2 separate regions of the Homo sapiens genome follow, and region 1 is linked to region 2. Evidence: chromatin loops called from intact Hi-C (ENCODE). Cell type or tissue: endothelial cell of umbilical vein. All regions are shown on one strand. Each heading gives the region's core, and the rest is flanking DNA. Links, peaks and the distances in the headings are about the cores only. Region 1 overlaps MID2 (midline 2). Region 2 overlaps ATG4A (autophagy related 4A cysteine peptidase).

What was found. Hi-C counts contacts between places; a loop is a spot of excess contacts. Peaks named below come from ENCODE experiments on the same cell type or tissue, not always from the same donor. Only the 100,000 strongest peaks of a DNase experiment are listed, where the experiment ranks them.
Region 1: a loop joins it to region 2, with 25 times the contacts of the local background. A loop is called at or near these places in 1 of 110 quality-filtered maps.

The regions. Positions count from the first base shown.
Region 1 is chrX:107,845,414-107,857,386 of GRCh38, reverse strand. It overlaps MID2 (midline 2), which reads right to left. Exons shown (of 10, transcript NM_012216.4): 3 at 2,683-2,778. Among named protein-coding and RNA genes, the nearest start is that of MID2, 26 kb to the right of the region's middle. In endothelial cell of umbilical vein, for the core only: no CTCF peak of the experiment used is centred there; DNase peaks (open chromatin) are centred at 5,966, 6,806 and 7,356; H3K27ac peaks cover 2,898 bases.
Region 2 is chrX:108,125,279-108,137,251 of GRCh38, reverse strand. It overlaps ATG4A (autophagy related 4A cysteine peptidase), which reads right to left. Exons shown (of 13, transcript NM_052936.5): 2 at 11,065-11,175; 3 at 8,400-8,471; 4 at 5,894-5,992; 5 at 3,094-3,195; 6 at 2,841-2,913; 7 at 82-161. Among named protein-coding and RNA genes, the nearest start is that of ATG4A, 39 kb to the right of the region's middle. RefSeq lists an enhancer at 9,808-10,371. In endothelial cell of umbilical vein, for the core only: no CTCF peak of the experiment used is centred there; a DNase peak (open chromatin) is centred at 5,591; H3K27ac peaks cover 2,998 bases.

The DNA of each region.
Region 1 (11,973 bases), core at 4,074-9,073, 280 kb after region 2:
ATCACTTGAACCTAGGAGGCAGAGGTTGCAGTGAGCCGAGATTGTGCCACTGCACTCTAGCCTGGGCAACAGAGCGAGATTCCATCTCAAAAAAAAAAAAAAAAAGAGGAAGTTAAGGGCACATCCCTAACCTTTCAGAATGGATGATGTCATAGAAGACAGAAATGGCCTTCCATAAGCCATCCTGTAGGGTCCCTGTCATCAAAGACAGAATCCTAAACCCAATAGACTATGAAGTTAAATCCCAAAATACATTCTCACTCTCAACAATATCTCACTATTCTTTCCCAGTTCTCAATTAATGTTTATATTCAATTGTCTGTATTTCTTGCACATGTGTATCCACATCAGGGTGGATTTTTGCAGCATGTAAGCCCTCAGAGGGTAGATACTGTGCCTATGCTGTTTTCTTTATACCTGGTACAATGCCAGGCATAAAAAAGGATTAGTAAAAGCAGACCTTTTGTGTATCCAGAGCCGACAGTGGCTTACATGATCGGATTTAGCAAGCATCCATAAAAGAACACTTCTTGAATATCTACTGTATGGGCTACTCTTTCCCCTTACTCTATTTGCATGTGGCAGCACTAGTGTCACCTCATTAAGACTCAGGCAAGAATACTAACTTCAGGACGGAACTGTTAAAACACTGCTTGTTACCTAAAAAGCCAAAGTGGTTCCTTCCCTATTAACACAATGATGGATAGTTTTATGAGACTTGTCACTTAAAAAGAGTAGGGCCCTGAACATAAAGGTTTGATTGGCAGGATGGGCTGGGAAAGGTTGGAACAGGCTATGTTTGGGTGAGGCTGGCCAGGGTCATAAGCTCTTCAGAGTGGCAAGATGAGACCTTAGAGAGGTCCTAAAGTGAATGAGCTATAAAAATAAACTGCTTACTTTGCTATTTTCACTACAACTTGTTCTGTACTTAATAGTCTTTTTGATGAGAACAAGGAAGGTGATTATAATTTCTAACCACATTTTATTCACTATTAGCTGTTACTCTATATTCAATCATGCAAATTCTAAATCAAGGGATCTCTTATCTTGTCTCCTGCTTACAATACTCCCTTGTCCCTTTGCCAGTGTGGATGTCTTATACTGTAATCTAACAGCATAATGAGAAACTTTGACAGAGTGGAACATTAGAGGGATTCTGATTAGCTGAAAGCCACTTTGAAATACTTTATATTTTGTTTCTCCCTTCTTGGAAAGAATAAGCCAGGAGAGAAAAAGAATAGAATAAAGAAAGTTACCATTCACAGCATCATGACCTGTGATACCTAGAAAGAAGTCGAAGGTCATGTTATCAGTTCAACTCTTCATTTTATAGGTAAGAACACTGAAACTGAGAAGCTAAATGACTTAGATTCATACCACCACTTCATGGAAGAGCCAAGTCTAGAGCACAGTTTTCCAAATCACACTCTAGTGCTCTTTCTTTTCATTCCTTATGCTTCTTCCCTAATCCCCCACTTCATTTTATAGTCTCATATCTGAGTTTGACCAGTACTCTATGGACCCTACGTAGAGCACCACTCTCTTCCACAAATGGAGTGCCCAGCAGGGATTAAATTTCTATGGTATGCTCATCATACAAGTACACTCTACTTGAAGAAACTCAATACTTTAAGAAATCCAAATGATTGGGGGTCAGAAGGTTACTCATATAATAAGAGGATTCTTTGCCTTACAAGAAGATTCTCCACAGTCTCTTAAATAGGAATCTATAGATTGGATTAAGAGATGAGATCTTAATAAAATTGAAATAAAATAAACTTGAACTGTTACATTTGTCTGTCATACAAGTAAGATTAGAACCAGACTATCAGGTTCTAAATAGAATTAGAAACATTTTTATCCAACCACTGCCCATGAAGAATCCTATAATATTTTACCCAACCCTGTTTACACTTGAAGCCCTACCATCAGCTCTTCAACAAAATCAACACAAAACCAAATGGTATAAGTTTCATGCTCTTGAGAAAGAGAAATAACATCTTTATTTTATTATGTCCATTTAAGAAGAGGTCAGCTCTTCCTCTAAGCTCTGCTCTAAGATTTGATGTAGATGACAATTGATTAAAACCTCACACTTTACAGCACTTTACAATTTACAACTTTAAAATAGATATGATTTGTTGATGACAAGAATAAGTGGAAAGGTAATGAGTGAGGACCAGGTGGGGTGCATGGTATAGATAGGACCATGGGCAGGGGATGAAGAGGGGGAGAGGCTCGAAAGAGGAGAAGCAGTCCTGATAATATTGTTACAGAAACAATATTGTGCTGAATTAACCTCACCTTACCCCAAGGACCCAGGATTCCCAACTTCCCTATGACACTCCAGTAATCTCTTTAAGGAGTGATAATGTCCAGTTTGATGATGGATGAAGCACACTTCATGTCTGATTTTCATATTGCCTGCTGTTTGGAAAGGAGAATAGGTTGCCCCTTGAACTATTATCCCCCCACTGTCCATCATCACCGTCTATTCTTTTTAAACCATAGGTTTCTGACACTTTTTTTGGAACAAGCATCCTAAAGGAATGAGACTTTCTAAAACTGCCATTCAATCCTTCATTCCAAATGACTAGGCTACACTCTGACAAAACTGAAGTCCTCCCAAAGGGTCACCCATTTCAGGTCCTCTGAAAAATCACAAATGTTTCTGTTACATACCTCAACCTGCTGGCAGATCTGTATTAGTTTGGCCATTTGATTTTCTAGTTCGCTGTTGCGCTTAACCAGGTTGGTGAGGTTCATCTCCAGAGTTTGCTGTCATCGCAGAGGGTATGAATCCAGAGGGGAACCGAGAAGAGGGGAAAAAAGAACCATGAGCTTGAGAACCAATGTCATGTGAAAATCGGTTAGTCAGTAGACAAATGTTTCAAAGATTCATTTAGCATCTGCCATGAGCCAAGCACTAATCTACGTACAAATTAATAATGCTGCACATTTGCTCACTATTGGGGAAAATATGACATTCATGACTTTGTGGATGTAGGAATTTATTGACATTAAAGAAACCTTATGTTTTAGATAATATCTTTAACTTTTCAAAGTATTTCATAGGCAATATCTCATTTCGCCCTCATAGTAATCCCACAGCATATGAAGAACAGATATTATTATCTCTTTTCCAGATGAGTAGACTAAGAAAACTATTACACATGTCCCTCAACTTATGATGAAGTTATGTTCCAGAGAGAGCATTTTCAACTTAAGAAATTTTCAACTTATGATGGACTTATCCAGATGTAACCCTAACATAAGTCAAGAAGCATACTGAACGCATATTACTTTCACACCACTGTCAAATTGAAAAATCGTAAGTTGAACTATGGTAAGTCAGGGACCATCTGTAATTATTGAATGATTGCCAGACACTATGCCAGGCAATTTCATATATACTATTTAAAAACCATAACAATCTCACAAAGTAGAAGATGCTAGTATTTTACAAATGGGAGTACCAAGCTTCAAAGTGGAGTTAAAGTATTTTGCACAGTCATATTACTAGCATGTGCAAAACTAGGACTGGAACCCATGTATCCAGCCCTCAGTCACAGTTTTGCTGCAGTATTCCATGACTTTTTTTGTTTTTGATTATAATATTTTATATTTATCAGTAGGGTCCTTCAGGAAAAAAAGAGTATTTTGAGTGTGGAATTCATCAAAATCTAGCATTGTATCTCACAGCTTTCCTTCTTTGGCACCGAGGCTTCACCCACAAGAGAGGCAGGGCTTCAAAATGCAAAGCCTGACTGTATCAAGAGAGGACATCAGCCAGGCACGGTGGTTCACGCCTGTAATCCCAGCACTTTGGGAGGCTGAGGTGGGCAGATCGCTTGAGCCCAGGAGTTCAAGACCAGCTTGGGCAGCACAACAAAACCACATCTCAACAAAAAATGCAAAATTTAGTTGGGCGTGGTGGCATGCACCTATAGTTCCAGTGACTCAGGAGGCTGAGGTGGGAGGATCACTTGACCCCAGGAGGCAGAGGTTGCAGTGAGCCAGGATCACACCACTGCACTCCAGCCTGGGTGACAGAGTGAGACCCTATCTCAATAAATAAATATTTTAAAAAGAGAAGATATCCATTGCATATCATCATTTACTGGTACATAGATTCTTTCAGGTACATATTAGGGGTACTTTGCAGATCTGTTGAATATAATGTTGTTACAACAGTAGCCGGAATTCTAGCATGTTTTCAGTTGAGCAAGCTACTGTTTCCCATTCGTTATGTGAAAAAGAGTATCATTTCACTCTAGATTAATCATGGGCTTTTTTATTTCTCCCCACTCCCAAGTCTTTCAGCCCTGGTAGCTGCTTTTCCTCTAAGACTCACCCCAATATCTACTTCTCTCTCACCCACTATCCCAATACCCCATAAAGTCTGTTCCAAATGTAATACCCCAACTTACTGGCCCTCATTCTGCTAGCAGTCCTTCCCTCAGTCATGTTAAGTGCTACGCTGCTATCTCCATTGTTCCTATGTTTTGTAGTTCAAAGTTCGTGCTTTTGAAAAAGTGGATGGGGGGATGTGGGGGAGAGAGGGAACATGAAGGAAAAGAAGAGATTTGTGTACTTGGCCCCTTTCTGTCTGCTAAGTACCTGTAGCTCCTTAATATCTTTGGCACTGTTCCCATGAATAGATGGATATATTCACATAGATACACGTGTTTGCAGGCTGGGTAGTGTGATTTCACATTTTCTCAAACTGGATTATGAGGACCAGCTGAACCCTTGCTACCCTTCCTGCCAGGTCTCTCTTGGCTTCCTTGGCTTTATTCCCATGGAAGTGATTTTTCACCATTTATTCTATTTTTCTTGTATTGGGGCACAATGTCTCCCCTGGCCTCCTTTAATCCCACTACCATCTCAATCTGTGGTCTTCTTGGCAAAGAAAAGGGGAAGGAAGAAGAATACAGGAAGCAATCATTGATTTGGACGTGATCTCTAAGCTAAATTGATGTCAGAGGAATAAAAAAAGTGGCAGTTCAGAAATTTAATACAAAAATGTATTGAACACCTACTCTGTTCAAGGTACAGTGACTTCACAGATAAAGAGGAAGTAAAATTAAGATGGGCCTTGAAGGATAAACAGAATTTTAATAGACAGAGATGCATGGGGGCAGGATGTTCCGGGCACAAGGAATGTAATGAGAAAAGTACAAAGAAATAAGACCATGAGCAGTGGGTGGCTCATACCTGTAATCCCAGCACTTTGGGAGACCGAGGTGGGTGGATCACCTGAGGTCAGGAGTTCAAGACCAGCCTGGCCAACATGGTGAAACCTCTTCTCTACTAAAAATATAAAATTAGCCAGGCATGGCGGTAGACACATGTAATCTCAGCTACTCGGGAGGCTGAGGCAGGAAAATCACTTGAACCGCAGAGGCGGAGGTTGCAGTGAGCCGAGATCGTACTATTGCACTCCAGCCTGGGCAAAAAGAGTGAAACTCTGTCTCAAAAAAATAATAAATAAATAAATAAATAAATAAATAAATAAATAAATAAATAAAAAGTATAAAGAAATAAAATATATGGCATATTCAGGGACTAGTAGTTTCCTTTGGCTAGAACAGAGGGTAGAAAGAGAGTAGTGGGGGACGCAGCTGGAAATGGAGACCAAAGTCCTGTTATAAAGGTCTTAAGTGCCTAGATAAGGAGTTTGTAGTTTCTTTGTTTGTTTGTTTTTGTTGTTGTTGTTGTTGTTGTTGTTGTTTGCACTGAGGACTTACCAAAAGCTGTTGAGCAAGGTAATGGCATAATCAGGGCTGCATTTAGGAGATTAACCTAGCAGCAAAATGTGGGGCAGACTGAAATAGGAAAGCCCAGGGCAGGGGATGGGGGAAGGACACTGGTTAGAAGAAGGCTGCACTATTCAAGGCCGTAGGGTAATGCAAGTCTGGGCCAAACTGAGGATAATTGAAAGAAATGTGTTTCAGGAAAGGATTTGTCACTGTCAAATATGCGGAGAATGCAAGAAATATGAGGATTGATAAAAGGCAGCTGGATTTGGTAATTAGAGGTCACAGATGACCTTTTGAAAAGGTGTTTCAGTAGGGTTTTGGAAGAATTTGTGAAATCCTGAGGTTAGAGTATGGTGTAGTGACAAAGTAGAGGCTGCAAGTCTAGACTCCTCTTCAAAAATTTGGCCATAAGGTGAATATAATAACTCTGTAGTGTGATGAAAGGGTCTAGCTTGAGTTAGGCAGTGGGAATTGGTAGTGAATCCAGTTGATAATTTTCTCTAGCAGTGGCCCAAATTCCTATCAATGGAAATTCCATGTATCACAAATGAATATATTGATATATTAGGCGAATATATTGATATATTAGGCAAATATAATGTAGATTGATGAACGCCAAGCAAATACAATATTAGAAATTTGTGTTTCCAACTGTAATGCATTTCCATTCAAACATGGGATTCCATGAGAATAATGTTTTTAACAAGTACCTCAACCTGTTGCAACACTGATCACAAAACTGATATCTCATAAATAATTCACAGTACAGAGCAGGACATAGCAAAATCTCTGCTATGTGTTCCTCTTTTGTGGCCCAGAACTGAGACTCATGGCTTCTATAAAGCCACTGAAAACAAAAATTAGGGCTGAACACATAATTTGAGGTCTAGTTAGACTATGCGCCTTGAGTTACCATCACAAAATTATGGCAAATGGTTAGTTTGCCCCTAGCAATTTGCAGAATGCCAGCACATGTTAACAACACAGAGCTAGATCTGACAAGATGACTCTAATTTCAACCTTACTTCATTAATATGAAAATGCTTTGAAAAATAAATCTTTGGCTAATGAAAACACCATCTGTTGATGGCTTTTTGCCACTGTTTTCTTACAATATGAGACATAATTTGAGGAAAACACCGAACATTTACTTACTCATTTCCTATTCATTTACAAGGAATTAAAGCCTCCTCTCAAATTGGAATTTATTCTCAATAATGAACATATGCAAAGGGAAACAGAGAATTGAAGCGATTATGCAATCTAAGGAAGTCACTCTTCCTTATCATGCCTAGCACTGACGAGTCATTTAGAACAAAAAATTCTGGGCCACTCTAGGTTTGAATAATTTGATTGATTTGGCCAAGTAATTATCTTGTCTGTACTCTGGCTGAGTAAACAAAGAGGGTGTGTGTGTGTGTGTGTGTGTGTGTGTCTGTGTGTGTGTGGATGTGTGTGTCTAAAATCTCTATATAAAAGTAAACATGTCTCTTCGTTGTTGTTCAGTTTTGAAATATTGGTGTGTTTTGCTCTGCTCCTGTGCAATGTAGTTAATGACTGGGCCAGGTTCCTTATGTTCAAGCCCGGTTAGTGCAACTTTCTCAGGACAGTTAAACCGTGACAGCAAGAGAGCCAAAGTGGCAGGGGAGATTGGAATGGAGATATCTGCTGGTAGGAAACAGGACAGGAGGTTGGCAGCCAGGGGGCAGGATGAAGCTCCCATTTCCTGCTGCAAGAGGTTACCTCTGGGTCTTTGTGTGCTTCCCTTTTATGGATGTTACAGAAGCCATTTTAGTTTATGAAACTGTGATACCTTCTTCACCTCCAGATGACTACATTATGCTAGCTCACACAAAATTGTACATGTGTCTAAACAGCACAAAGTAAGGGAAAGATTTGGCTGATTTGCATAACAGATTTTAAAAGGCCTCAGTTAGCTAAATTGGCAGTCTACACTGATTCCATTTTTACCCAAGTTTTATTGTGTTGTATAGATTAGGCCTCTTTGTGCTCTCTTATTCCCTTCCCAAAGAGGAAAATGTTTTGCCATCTGAGAAAGCTGGGCACAGGCTATTCTTCTTCCAGACAGCATCCCATTAACAGAAATGGCTTCTTCAACCCTCAAATAATTGCTGGTTTTTTTTTTTCACTTCTCTAGACACAGATTATTTCAGGTAACTTTCTCATTGACTCTCTCAAGAAAACTAGGCGTACATCAAGACACCACCTCTTTATTAAAGCGAGGTAGATTACCCCATTATGGCACAAACTGGACCATGATCTCCATTTGTCATACTCCATGAAGGCATATGTATTCGCACATATATGAGCACTCCTACACACATCAACCTGACACAGTAAGTACTGAAGCCTAAAAGGGGGTGTAATCTGTATTAGTTCTATTGAAACATATCATTTCCACTGAAACATGGCACTGTCATAGAATGTCTGTATTCTCTCTTGCTGTCTAAAAGGTACAAGGGGAATATTATCTAAACCTAGACAAGATCCTGACTGCTTTTATGTGGGAATTGAACCTTGGGGTGAGCATAGGAAGGGGAGAAGTGAAATAGGGCAGAAAGGCCAATTCATCCCAAACCTGAGTCTTCCTGATTGACAGAAGACAACTTCATCTTTAAAAATAATCTGAGCCAGTGGCCCCATTACTATTCTTTGACATGCTCTTTTTTGACATCCTGTCTATGCACCGACATTTTCAGCTCTTCCAAAAGCCAGAAGCCAGAATCTTCACATGCTTTTAGGGTCACAGTCTGCTTTCTTTTTTTAACTGCTTGTCTTAAAATACTTACTTTGCTTTTGCTTCAGTCTGTCACTTTATGTATCAATTACATATGGCCTCTCAACAACAGAACATGCCATCTGGTTCACAAACTGAAGCCCACACCCTTATGCCAGAATTTATTCTTTCCCCAAACATTTATTTGCTGTTGTATAGACACAGGCTACGTCCCAGAATGAGATGAAGGTGATACACTGGATGTATATCATATAGGTCTACTCTACTTCAGGTTTGTTAAAGAATAACCTGACCCTCAAGCCAGGTGAAAGACTTGCCATCTTTTCAAAAGGCTCTGTGATCATCCAGCTGAGACCCACACCTCCCCCACTCTCCTTATCAGAAATGCTGCCCAAACCTTCCCATATTCTTTTCTTTCCCCCATCTTCAGGTGCATAGCATGATTACATCTCTAGCTCAAATGGATACATTATTATTTGGACATTCTAAAAGTAAACCTGTACTAAAAACTTAAATCTAGTGTTTATTTTGATAACCCTCAGACTAGTGAGCCAAAGCCAACTCTACTTTCCTGGAGGACTCAGGGTTGTATTCCACTTGCACTATTCCTCTTCACTTCCTGCCTCTCATACACATCCCCCTCTTTCTCTTTCAACTTCTATTCCTTCATGCCTAATTTCTAGACCACGAGTGTTCTGCAAGGCTCAATCCTTGGCCTTTGCTCAGCTCACTACTGCATGGCTCTACCACCACGCTGAGGACTCCCAAGTCTATTTCTCCAGACCCAATCTTTCAGCCACTGGTAAAGCCTAAATTTTAACCCTTTCTAGGACACTTGCCCTTTCAGTTCTGAGAAACCCCCATGCTCTCTGTCCTCCAGATGTTTCAACAAACTCTTTTCTCCTGACTAGAGCACTCCCCTTCCCTGCCTCAACTCCTGTCCCCTAACAGGGCATTCAAAAACTCACCCAAATTCTATCTTGCTATTCCTCCTATGTTCTGTAACAGCCCCTGTTCTTCCACTGTCATTGCACTTACCACACCATCTCATAACTGTGTCCTTAATTATCTGCCTCCCCACACTAACCTGAGAGCTCCATCAGGGTTGAGGCTGTGCTTTCTTAATCACTGTAACCCTAATACCTATCCGGGTGCTTGCCACCTAATAGATGTTCAAGAAATGTTTGATGAATGAATGATTGTTAAATGACCCACAATCACATCAGACTCAAATCTAAAGTCAAAGCATCCCCAAAAAACTGCCACCCCTTCCTAATTTCATTTTTGTCCTCCTCAATACCACCATCCTTCAAGACATCTCCACCTCAAAAGTCCTTTTTAATTCATTCTCTTCATGGTGTATAATCATCATAGTCATTCACCAAGTTTTGTCAATTCTTTCCGCATGGACTCTCTCCGGTTTGGTCCTTCTTCTCCAATAAATTCACTCATGATTCCCTGTTTTTGAACTCAATGATATCCTTTCCCTGACCCCTCCACTGTGCTTCAGAGCATCCTGTGCAAACCTCTGTCATGGCACTTACCATACTGAATTGGAATTTCCCACTTGTCTATCTCCCCTACTAAGTTCAAAGTCCCTTTAGGACTGGGATTGTGCCTTATTTCCTGTGTCCCAGCTCCTACCACAGTGGTCAAAGTGTTTAGTAAACAAAGTGAATGTTCATTAATTGTTTGTTAAATGAATGAATGAATCCCTAGCCTAAATCCCTGATGCTACGGTTTAAGTTATTGTCAGTTCTAGCTTCATGTGAGACAAAGAATAAGGCATTACCTCATTATATCAACCTTTCATGAACTTGAAGGCCATTATCACATTTTTCCCTTTAAACCTCACTTCTTTGTGTTCAGTAATTCTTGTTTCCTTGATCTTTCCTCACCTATATTATATTTCTGTAATATGTTTCTTTGCCCAACAATAACAGACAGGATTTCTATCCACCCAAGAACAATCTCTGTGTCAACATTTTGTAAATTGTTCTCAAACAAACGATTGTTAGCTCCTTTCAAATATTGGTGAAGAGAAAACTTGAGCCAAAAGAAATAACAGAAAAACAGAAAGATAAGGGTACAGATAATAGGAGTATCTACTTGCTAAACTTGCTCTCAAACCAAAGAAACAATGGAAAACATCTTCCAAAACAGGGTCCTGTTAATAATAAATGAGTTCAGAGACAGAGAAATCAATATAAGTCTTGCAGAGAAAAGAATAGGGGTTCAAATGAGTCTTAGTGCACAGTTTGGGTAGAGATGAAATGAAATGTGTTTTATCCTCATACACACATGAAATATGTACAGATTTACACATATTGTATGTGATGGGGAGCAAGTCTGGAACAGTTAAGAGACCACAGAGAAGGCAGATCTACAAGCAAGAATGATTTTATGAGCATTGAGTTGAAGGCTGGTTTAGCTGAGAAACCTGTCAGATACTGTCCCCAACCCCACACACACATGTTCACCACCATTACCACCAGACCTTAAAGAGCATAAATCTGGTCTCAAATGTTTTGTTCTTATTATATTTAGCTACTGTGATTTAGTACCTGACTGAGAGTGAGAAACAACATTTTTCTTTTCCCTCACCTATGGTAACCCACCCTGGCCTCCATTGAAGATTTTTCTTATCATGCATATGTTTGATCTGGCTCATTTATTAGATTGATCCTTAGCCTCAGGATGGGTTCTGCTGAGGCTCTAACACTCCCTAGGGTGACAACAGAAAGCTTACCTTACACTCATGGCCCCCTCCTACCCAAATTATCAGAAGATTTACACACTCTCACATCTTCACATACAATGATACACATTTTATAGATATACTTTCATACACAGACACAGAGTCATTCTCAGCCACATATTTATGCAGGAATATACACACTCATATACAGTGATGCATACATGTGTATGCAAATATACTCTCAACCTAGTCTCTCATAAATATACTTCACTTTCTTTCCCTTATATTTATACTTACACTGGTTGAGAAAGTCATATGCCCATTAGTACATTAGTTGAGAGGGTATCTGTCTTGGCAGACAGTAGTGGGTGTCAAGTGGGTGAGTAGATAAATGACTGGGAGAAGGTGGTGACTGAGTGAGAATGGGTGGGTGGATGACAGAGTGACTGAATAGGAAGAAGGACAAGTAATCAACTGTGATAAGATTCTAGAGCACTATATTTTCCAACCTTTTAACTCTCATTGTGGCGTTCCTTTGAACATCCTCCAAGTCTCATATCTCCCTTCTCATTGTCTGGCAATCATTAGCTTTCTCTGTCCCAGTCTTGCTGAGAGAGAGAGAGAGAGAGAGAGAGAGAGAGAGTGTGTGTGTGTGTGTGTGTGTGTGTGTGTGTGTTACTTTCCCATGATAAAAGGCTTACTCCAGTGCTGGGTAATATTTTATAACAAGATCCCTGATATGTAAATGTAACTGC
Region 2 (11,973 bases), core at 2,739-7,738:
CTCTTGAGCCCCAGAATACTGAATGGTGAGGGAGGAACTCATCACCCATCAGCTGGGAAGTTAAACAGGCTGGTAACTCACTGATATCTTCAATGACCACTGTGTTATCCATTGAAACATAAACAGCCAAGGAATTCCATTCGTCAAATAAAGCAAGTTTTCTGCAAAGCAATGTATAATGAAGTCACAATTTGGGAAGATGGAAATATCAGCAGAAAACAGTACAATTTATGCCCAGTGTTCCTAAAGTCACCAAACACTGAGCCATAGAAAAGCTGGTGTTCAGGTCAGCTCTGGCTTCTTTGCCAGAGCTCTGGGATGCTCCATGTCTAGAGACCTTGAGAATGCCACAGAGTCACTGTATCTGAACCTCAAAAAGAAGTTTCTGCTTTACAACCTGGAGAAGTCTACTTCACAAAATGACGGGACACCTACTGGGGAAAAAAGAAAAGTTACCCATGCATCTGCTCTCAAAGTCCCAAGAGACTTTGTTTTCTTAAATAAAAGACATTCTGACTTACTGAATTTTTATTTTACAAAAGGGAAACTGTAAAAAAACTTTTAAAAAGGAAGCTGTCCGTAAAAAATAGATATTTGTTTGGGATCATAGATAATATGGAGAATATGTTCCAGGTAAACCCAGAGATAGAGACAGTGGGTGGAGGGGAAAGAGAGAGAGAGATTACTTCCACTGTTCCCCAGCTGCCCTGAGAGTGCCTCTCAAGTGACATAGGCTGCAGATTGACTCGGGTGCCAAGCTTTACTGGTCAGCAGCTGAAGAGAGCCACCATGCTGAACTGTAGGACTTTATGGTGTATTAGAAAGAAAACCCCTTTAAAAGAGAGATGATCTGAAGTCTATGTAAAGTACCCTGCCTATTTCTCCCTTTCCTTCTTCTTTCCTTGCCAGTTAAGTAAGGCCATGTTTAACCCGGCTACGTCTGGGATGTGTGGGTAAAACCCAGTCTCACTGGACCAAAGAAAACACATTCTCTCTACCAGGTAGCTCCCAGAAAGAGGTTAACTACCATCACCCTTGTATTTCATTCATTTTGATGTATTATCTTTCCCCAGAATAATAACAATAATATAATAATAATAATAATATGTTGTTGTTAATGCTAATGATCATGATGAATTGGAACCCATTTACATTCTTTAAAAAAATCTACACCAGGCGTGGTGGCTCACGCCTGTAATCCCAGCACTTTGGGAGGTTGAGACGGGTGGATCACGAGGTCAGAAGTTCGAGACCAGCCTGGCTAACATGGTGAAACTCCATCTCTACTAAAAATACAAAAATTAGCTGGGTGTGGTAGCAGCCACCTGTAATCCCAGCTACTCGGGAGGCTGAGACAGGAGAATGCTTGACCCTGGGAGGTGGAGGTTGCAGTGAGCGGAGATTGTGCCACTGCACTCCAGCCTGGGCGACAGAGTGAGACTCTGTCCTAAAAAAAAAAAAAAAATCTAGGTTTCCACTTTGTTGTTGGTAATCTTAAAATTTAGAAGAAAGAAGCAAATTCTGAGGGATGTTATTTTAACACCAACCATTTCAAGCCGAGTTTTGGGCTCAGCACAGCCATTCTAATATCTTATACTTTCCACACTACGTTCATACAGTGATTCCTGAAATCCTACCAGATTTTCACTCAGCAGAGTCAGCGATGCCCAGAAGGCACTCTGACTATGGCAAGAGAGCAGCCTCAGAGAGGTTACATTGTTAGGAAGGAGTAAAGTCAATACAGATTTTCCTTGGGTCCCCAAAAAATCCAGGCCACTGTCCTCACAGACACATTCCCAAAGCATTCTAGTTCACTGAAGACTGGTTAGTAATGGAAACAGGGTCCTGTCTGTACTTTGCATGGAACAGGTTCCCCCATAATGCCCAGGAGCTTAATATTCTACACCAAAGGAGGCCAGAAGGTTTCAATCTTCTGATCCCTAAATCTGGCCTCAGATTCTGGCGGCCATTTTCATGTATTCATCGAGCACTTATTGAGTACTTATGCATGCCAGGCAGTTCTATGTGCTAGTGTTACAGAGTGAACAAGATAAATACAATCTCTGCCCTCATGGAGTTTCCATCCAGTGATAGGTTGTTAGGAAGGAGAGTGACAACAGGTAAGGTGGTCTGCAGGTGTAAGTACTAACATCACTCACCCTGTTTGCTTTCAAAAAGTTGGTCCTGACCTCTCCACCTTGCCTCTTGCTGTGGGAGGTGAATTCTGGAATTTAACAAGACAACTGGAAAAATACCACACTGGGACACCTTGAGTCTGCTATGAGATGACAAACTGATTCCAAGACTTCCCTGGGGTTTGTCGCCCCCAACAGGTGGTGAGTTCCTTGAGGCAAGGACTGTGTCAAGTTTATTTCTGCACCCCCAGAACTTAGCACAGTAAAGGTACACAGAAAATGCTGAATGAACAGGGTTTTTAAATATTATGTAGTGCATGTGGGAGCCCTGTGGGGGTCCATTTCTTGCTTAGGCTGGCTTAGCCTCTACCACTTAGTATGAAACTTTTGGCTTCAAAGGGACCCTCAGGCCAATGGCTCCCAGGCACATGAGCATCAATCTGTAGCATGAGACACTGAATGAGTCCTAGGATACAGCCACATATACTGCTACCAGTGAATATAACTCTGATACACCAACACAGATATCCATGCTTACACATTTCAAAGAGCCATCTGAGCAAAATGGCAGATATTTGATGGTTTAGTGGGAGGAGTAGCTTAGCGGGATTGCAAGAATACCTCGGTTGATGGGAGGTTTAGTTGTCTAGGGAGGGAAGCATAGGAGACAGCAGAATAAGGCAGATGCCAGACTCTTTTACTTACTTTAACACCTGTGCAACTGTATTTGGTCCAAACCATTCTCCAATTGATTTCCCTTCTCCTACACCCATTTGTGCTGTTTTTAATGTGGAAAAAAATAACATGTTAGCAAAAGATCTTCCAATAAGCCACAAAATCTTAATTTTTTGCATAAATAATTAAGCAGATGGACAACTTAATGGAGCCACATATAAGGCAAGGGAAGAGAAGGAACAGGAATAGGCACTGCCTTTAAACTATTGATTTATGACCTTACCCATTTGATGGATAGAGTAGCAACAATCTTTTCTATCTAAGAAGCACTGTAGGATGCGTTGGTATTCTTTGGGTTGTTCTTTTTGTTTCTCCCAGCTCCAGTCTTTTTAAGAAAAAAAAATGGGTTAGAAACATTTTTATAACTGTTTATTCCTCTCTGCACTTTTATTGTAACTACAAAGTTAGAAGAAAAACAAAGGCACCACATCTAGAAGGCAGGGATGACCAAGTTAGAACATTTCTAAGTATCTTTCATTTTGATGACAAAGACATCTGGAAAGTGATTGCTTTCAAGGACTCAGTGGGTATAAAGTAAAAGCAAAACAAAAAGTTGACCAAGGAACTGACTTAACCCAAGGGCTGGAGCTGGATAAATATTACATAAAAACAATGTCACAAAGGCCTTTCTGGCCAGTTACTCAGTGAACAGGAGGTCACCACAAAGCCCGGCAGTACATCGGTATATAAGCCAGATGCCATAGCATCTCATCTCCACATAGACAGCAATGGCTTTTGCTCTTATATTTTGGCAGCATTGACAAAAGGATCTCACGGGTAAGAAGTGCTATTCTGATATACGACAGTTCACAGGGGAATATACATAGCTCACAACTAAGGAAGCTTAAAAAAATTGCATGCTGTCGTTTTTACACCACCTTTTAAAAAGTCCATGCTGAGCTTTGGGAAAACAAATACCTTTGCTATCAGGTGTTCAATGTTTCCCTAAGACCAATGCCAAAATAACTGCATCTGTACGGATACCATCTGTGCCTTCAGCACAGCCCCCTAAATCCTACAGAGGCCATTCGTAACTTGCTGAGGACAACTGCAAAAACCCTATGTAATCACTGCAATCCTCTCAGCTCTAGAAACGCTGTCTAATGGGACAGATTTTTGAGGCTTAGTTTGCGTCCAAGACAAATTTTTCTCCTGAGGTTTTAAAGAGTTTGAAATAAAGACTGAACTACACTTGAAGCCAAAGGCCATTATCTCCAGACTCTTCAGTTGTCTTTTGCTTCTAGTGTTTCTAAAACCAAAGTTTTTAACTTTGGATCCAGCACAGCCCTCAGAGGGTGAACCACATCCAACTTCTTTTCATTAGCTACCAAATTGTCCAAGTCTGGGGAAATCCTAATTAGCTGGCTGCTAAATAGCACTAAATATTCACTGACGACAATGGCAAGTGAATACTCTACCTTAATTTTAAAATAGCTGAATAGGAAACAATCCAAAAGACATCTTTACAAAATTACTCTTTTAACTCATCTTAGCTACAAGATCTATTTCCAACTTCTTCCTGCTACTTGATTTTGTATTGAAACAATTGAGATTGCTGACTGTGGAGTTTTTTTTTTTTTTTTCCAGTTTGCTCCCTACTTCCAGAACTCACTTCCAAAATAATCATTTTGAAGTGTGTTATAAATGAAAAAAAAATTAAATAGTAAGAATGGATCTACACCAAGAAGCATGTATAAACAAGGGAAATCACTGGACAAGGAGTTGGAATATCTTTATTTTATCCCCAAATCTTTGATTTCTTGCGTTTTACCCTGGGTAAATCACATCACTTCCCTGAGCCTCGGTTTCCTCATCTGTAAAATGGAAATTATTATACTATCCAGGGGAAGCAGGATATCCCAAACCCTGAAGAGAAGGTAACAAGCCCTGAAACCTCCCTAGGCCCTTCTCCAATCCTCTCTGAAAGCTGTAGCAAAATCTGTGAGTTTGCACAGTGGGAAAAGGAAAACGATGTTTCTATACTTCTGAACCTCAATTAGCAACAGCCAATGAGTTCAGCAGCCCAATCTCATCCAAAGTGTCCTTTCGCTCTCTCATCCCCAAGTCCAACTGGACCTTCACCCAAGTGCCTGAACTGGCATCCAGCCAACCCCATCCTTCAGATGCCCATAGGGAAGTATGTACATGTCTTAAGAAAGCAAGACTCAAGAGTTCCAACAACCAGCCAGGCGCGGTAGCTCATGCCTGTAATCCTAGCACTTTGGGAGGCCGAGGCGGGTGGATCCTCTGAGGTCAGGAGTTCGAGATCAGCCTGGCCAACATGGCAAAACACCATCTCTACTAAAAATTCAAAAATCAGCCAGGCGTGGTAGCAGGCACTTATAATCCCAGCTACTCAGGAGGCTGAGGCGGAGAATTGCTTGAACCCGGGGGTCAGAGGTTGCAGTGAGCCGAGATCGCACCACTGCACTGCAGCCTGGGAGACAGAGCGAAACTCCGACTCAAAAAAAAAAAATAGTTCCAACAACCATTATCAGAAGGCTTTCTTAATTAAATGTCCTCCCAAGGAAGCAAATTTAAAGATTCCTTCATCATCAGCTGGACATCCTTAGTGAACCAAAACCAAAATAGCGCCAGCTCCCTCTATGCACTTCCTTTAGGTCACTTACATCCTTCACCAGGCAGATATCTTAAATGAGGTCAAGAAACAGACTTAATCACCACACCCTTCTTCCTGCTCCCTTTGTTATCTTGCATTTCTAAGGACTTACTCAAACAATAGCAAAGATGGAAAGGATAAATGACATACCTCCCTCGATGTTCAGTTCTGTCCCAGGAAAATAACTCCCTGGCTTGGTGACTCACAAGGAAACATTAGCTGTTTCCTTCTTATGAGGGGCTTTGTTGACTTGTCAGCCCCACCACTTGAGCTTGCAGAGAGCATTTTAAGACCCTCAAGTTTGTTACTGAGTGTTCCCAAGGCTCAGCATCAAGCTAAATCAACAGCAGCAAGTGATACTGCAGAGGTCTCTGAGAAAGTTTATAAAACAAATTTAACTCACCCCTTCCCAAGTGTCTACAGATAAGGGCTTGAGCCAGCATCATCTGTCCACAGCGTAGCATACATCCCCAACCAGCATCTGATGAAGGGCCCGTTCCACCTGTTGGCAAAATGGAAGGGAATTAATATGGGTTCCTCAAATTGCCCTTTCCTGAAACATCAGCATATTTGGGACTCACACAAGACAGGTAAATATATATACTCTGAAAAGTGAGGTGACAGATACACCCACAGATCAAACAAGATTTGGGTATATGGTTGGAACTTGCAAACATAGTGCTGAGTCAACCAAAACAGGTTCTATGGCCAAACATAAAACAAGCAAATGAACTAAATGTGTCCCTTATGTTTTCTGCTTGAAGACTTCTAGGTATACATGCAATTTTGGTAGGTGACTGCCATGTATGAATACCAACCCTTAGTCCATTCCATGTCATCATCTGCCAGACCCAAACCTTGCCTTGCATAGCTCACTTGCATGGCCCTGAAATTCTCAGGGAAGCCAGTCTTACTTAGATAAAGAACAAATACTACCAAAGGCAATCATCAAAATGGTCAAAGAGATTTGGAAGGCTCATGACTATTCTGAATATACACTATGAAGATCTGAACAGCAAGAAGGACATTGTAAAATAGGGGAAAGATCCCTAGATGAGGCATCAGAAGACCAGTCTCTAGTTATCTAATCTAAATCTCACCTATAGGCTGAGCATAATAGTACATACTCTGCCTACTATCAGTGGGTATTGTAAGAACTGAGAGAATATCTGTGAAAGTGTTCTAGAACCCATAGAGGATGATGCAAATACTTGATGTTTTGAGTATGATCATAATTTAAACCCATATTAATAAATTAGAAATGTATCTTTAAAAGGTATAAAATTAGTTAATAAACGAAATAAGACAATAGGTTCCATTTTAAGAACACCTTATGCAAAGAAAATCCCACATTTGAGGCCAGGGTGAGCTCAATATCCTTTTCCAAGGGGCCAATGAAATCAGATAACTTGTATGGCAGAGAGGATATTTTGTTTTCATTGTTTTCTTTTCCCAGTGTGGAAGTGGAAAAATATGCTAAACATGATCTCAGAAGACTAACTTCAAAGGGGGTCATCAACCTTGTAGGACAAGTGGGTCAAGGTGGTCACCCCTTTCTTTTAGTTGTGGGGACTGAAGGAGAGTTACTACAAGAAGATGGGAAGGAGGGAGCCAATTTATGACCTGGAAGGGGTGCCTTTTGGCTCTTGCTAATGCTGGGATTATTGGCCAGATTAGTATGGAAAAGATGCAATGAGGCCCACATAAAGAAGAGATCATCTATTGCCAAAATATTGGCAGAGTAAAATTAGAAATATTTTCCAGCCTTGCAAAGAGCTCCTCAGCCAGAGAAAGTTAACAGTTCAGAACCACTGGTTACTAAAGATTGTTCTTTTGTTTGTTAGTGACTGGGGTATTTCTGGGGAGAGCAATAAAAAAAAAAAAAAAAAAAGGGCCGGGAGCGGTGGCTCACGCCTATAATCCCAGCACTTTGGGAGGCCGAGGTGGGCGGATCACGAGGTCAGGAGATCGAGACCATCCTGGCTAACACAGTGAAACCCTGTCTCTACTAAAAATACAAAAAATTAGCCGGGCGTGTTGGCGGGCGCCTGTAGTCCCAGCTACTCGGGAGGCTGAGGCAGGAGAATGGCGTGAACCCAGGAGGCGGAGCTTGCAATGAGCCGAGATGGCGCCACTGCACTGCAGCCTGGGTGACAGTGCGAGACTCCGTCTCAAAAAAAAAAAAAAAAAAAGAAAGAAAAGAAAAGTCTGTGTGACCTTCATTTTTGGCACTGAACAGAAAGGTTGATTTCATTCTAGTTTCCTCTTAGAAGAGTAGATTTCACCATTTGTAGGCCCTTTTCCTACAGGGCCATGATACTAGGAAGTGGCCACCCTACTTGCAAATGTGTTGTATATCCTTTATGAAGACAGCATATTCACTTCACCTATTGAGCTGTCCTTTTTTCTAGTTGACAGCTGGTAACAGCCTAGAATTAGTTCCAAGGAAACTACTGTAATTTGTCTCTCAATGGCAAGGTGCTTTCATGTCATAAGGGGGAAAAAAAACAAATAAATTATTTTCTTTCTTTCAAGACACAATTTTCATTAATAATCATGTAGTTCCACAAAGCAGTGGATTGTAATTTAACAGATATTATACAAATTAAAAGATTATGTGATTTTCCCCCTTAATCTCAAAAGTATAACAAGTAATATCATCTGGTGCCTGAACACTTGGAGGTGGTGTCAAAAGTATACTGTCATAATCCCTCAATGAAATAGAGCCATATGTGAAAGGATACTTTAGCAATGAAACTTTTGGATGAAGTGTAAGATTTACCTAGTCTCCTCAATCAAATTCTTTGCTATAGTGAACTGTTAATTCTGAGGTTTCTATGAAGTCACTGATAACCTCAGGCAAGCTATCCACAAGGAATAAAGCACAGTAAAACAAATGATTTACCTACCAATTGGTGAAAATTTCCTTCTGTATGTAAACCATAGACGAGCACTTATATCAGACAACAGCTTAGATTTTTCTGTAATTAAATGTAAAATTAAAATTAAATCACCATATCTAAAAATACCCACCTTTACTTCTGAGCCAGCTACTAACTTAATTTCAAATAACCAGTCAATTCCATTATTATGGGGCTAGGTAAATTCACAGGAAACCCATTCTTATTTTAGCCAAATAATTTCAGTATTTCTCCCAACCTATAGTTTGACCAGAGCTATTTGACTGGTATAATGACCTTGGGTAGCTCCTGTCATCTTTTCACTGAGTTCCACAGTCCTGGCAGTTACAAACACTGGGATCATTGCCAAAAGACAAGGAATAAGAAAATTAAGGATCCTAGAGAACCCACTAACAAGACTATCAGCTCCAGCCTGAATGATGGTTGGTTGGATCTTGCATCAGCACCCATCATCCCTTATCTAAAACTAGAGGTTTGGCTGGGCCCAGCGACTCACACCTGTAATCCCAGTGCTTTGGGAAGCTGAGACAGGGAGATCGCTTCAGGCCAGGAATTCAAGACCAGCCTGGGCAACATAGTGAGACCCCATCTCTACAAAAAAAATGAGGTATGAGGATCACTTGAACCCAGGAGTTCGAGATTGCAGTGAGCTATGATCACCACTGTACTCTAGCCTAAGTAACAGAGAGACCCTGTCTCAAGCAAAACAAAATAAAATAAAACAAAACAAAAACTAGGGGTTGGCTTGTTTGTGTGGATGCATGTGTGTCTGTTCATGCACACATGCATGTTTAAATAAAAAGGAAATGTCTTACTAAGCAAATTAGGTGTGTAAGAAATGTATAGCAACTAGTGCAACTGGCACTTATAATCTAAATGCATATATAATATCACAAATGTTTTTGTGTCTTTTTTCAAAGCATGCTTTCTTGTATTTTATGACATAAATTTACTTTGATGGGCCACAAATATGGCTTCCACATTTTTATCTGTACTTAGATGTGGCTGTCTTTCTTAGTCACCTCTCTCCCTCTTCTCAACATGTCTGTATTATATTCTGTATAAAACTTATAGTCACTGCACTTAAAAAGAACAAAGGGAAATCTACTTTTAGCCAATAGTTTCTATTTTCTGTCTTCCTTTTCTTTGGAGCAAATCGGAAAGTTGAGCTATCTGTATTTTCCCTCCCTTCCATGCCCCGGTGCCTAGCATATTCAGGGAAGCAGATGTATAATGGTTAAGAGTAAGACACCCGAAGTCATACTTTGCTTGGGTTTGAACCCTGACTCTGCTACTTACCAGCTGTGTAACCTGGTTAACTTAACCTCTCTGAGCTTCAGTTTCCTCATCCATAAATGGGGAGAATTATAGTACCTACTTCATTGAGTTGTGAGTATTCAAAAGATAATACACTTAAAGTGCTTGGATGGTGACTAGTATGCAGTGAACCTATAACAGATGTTAGCTGTTATGTGCTCGTCCTCTTAAATGTCCACACCCTCACTCCTGCCTCTGACAGTCTTTATGCCTTCCTGTGTGGCTTTACGCTGGGAAAGTTGTATGGACATTTTAGCAATGATTTCATTTTAAGAGGCGTTTCCCAATTTAACATTTGAATACGAGTAGATTTGGCAACCTGGGGATTCCTGTTGTCATGGAATGCAGAATTAGAAGAGATCCCCTCAAATCCCCTCATTTTAAGTACCACTGAAGGAAGTTAAGATCCAGAAAGAGACAGTGACTTACCTGAGTTAGAAGAGTCTGAATACAAAAGGTCTCCTAATTGCTAGCTCCAGGCTTTCCACTGTTCAGAATTCTCCAATCAAAATAATGAAGCCAGGCTCAGGAGGAGCTCCACAATGCCTAACTTCCTCTCCTGCCTTTTCATCAGCCTCTTCCTGTTCCTTCCTCCACGCTAAGTGAGGGCCTCTGAAGAGGATGTCTCCTCAGAAAGACACAAATCTCAGAGCTGCCTCTTTCCAAGCTCTGGCTTTATCTGGGTGCTGGGCTGTTAGCAGTTTCAGGTTAAAAGGTCTTTCTTTCCCAATCTATAAGAATGTAATGGTAAGGAAGAAAAATTCAAGCCTCCTTTCCATCTAGCTGCAGTGGCTAAAAGTTCTATACAAAATCAGAATAAACTGAGACAGTGCTACGGTCAGCAAAAGATCTAAAACTTAAGAAAAACTTAGGTCTGATATTGTTTCTGAGGTCCATGGGTTGTCTAGAAGTCCTTGGGTGTTTTTATCTAGCCAGACAAGCATGTGAGAGTAATAAATATGTAGACCAGTCACGAAAGGCTAGAGACTGATTAGTGATACCAGGAGTGGGTCCGTGTTTTTTGAAACCCAAGGCTTCTAGAATTTGGGGATTCTCCTTTAAGGAAAAGAATAAAAATATATTACTTGTGCAAATTGTGCAAAAACCTATAACCATGTAAACACACTACTAGGGCCTTTCAGGGCCTTGGAAGGGGCCTGTCCAAGCAAAAGTCCTGAGGCTTAAGCTCCTTTGACTACAAGTTAAATCCACCTCAGAGTAGCATTAACATTGAGCAAGACAATGCTCTGCCAACCCAAGAAGAAAAAGTACAAACCCTGAACCACAGGTGCCTACCTCATCTGGGTTCTTACAGACAAATGCTACCAAATCTTACCTGTTTTAAGGAGATGCTGCTTCCCTAAGATCCATACCAGCTCATCTGTATCTGGATATTCTTCTAGGTAGTCAGTGAAAATAGTAATCTGATCTTCATACTTGGATAAAACTGAAAGAAAAGGAAAGAAACAAGTAAAATTTAATAGAAGGGGCTTATCTTTGTGGTTGACTGATTATTACCTTTACCCTGAAGGTGAAAGGTCAGCAGCTTGAATCTAATGGAAACAATTCCTTTTCCTTGAGGAACAAACACACTCACAAGACCTCTAAATCCTTTAGTTGAAGGATTTCCTCTTGACCATCTCTTTTGACCTTCCCTTTCTCAAGGTCCCATTTAACACCATCTCTAAACAATCATTTGGCCACAGTTACTTCAAAACATTTTATACCATGGGGCCTTCTTTGTAAATAGCCAATTATCGAGCTTCCCCTACTCTGAGTGTGTTGAGGTGATACAATACCTGCATACCTAACTCCTGCCCATGTCACAGGGAATATCATGAGGTTTGTATTGTGAGGTTTCTAGTGGCCAGTGGCTTGGAAGGTGCTGTGACAAGCCTGAATGTTTGTACACCTGTGTATATGGTAATATTTTAGCTGAAAGGCCAGATGTTTTCACAGTATTTTTATTTGCCATTTTATTCACATATGGCTTCTGCAAAGAAGGATCTTGAAGTTAACAGTAAACATAACTTGTTCTTGGAATTCACAGATGACTATTAAGATATAATAAGAAATATATATTTAGTTTCTATCACTGTTTTCTGGCACAGAGCTCCTAAAACCTTTGTTATGGTGAGTGACAGGGATGCTACGTGCATCTTTTCTTCTGAAATTTGGCCTTTCTCCCTGGTTCCTGACATAGAGCTCCTAGTGAATTTCCTGGGTGATAAGAGCATCTTCCGTT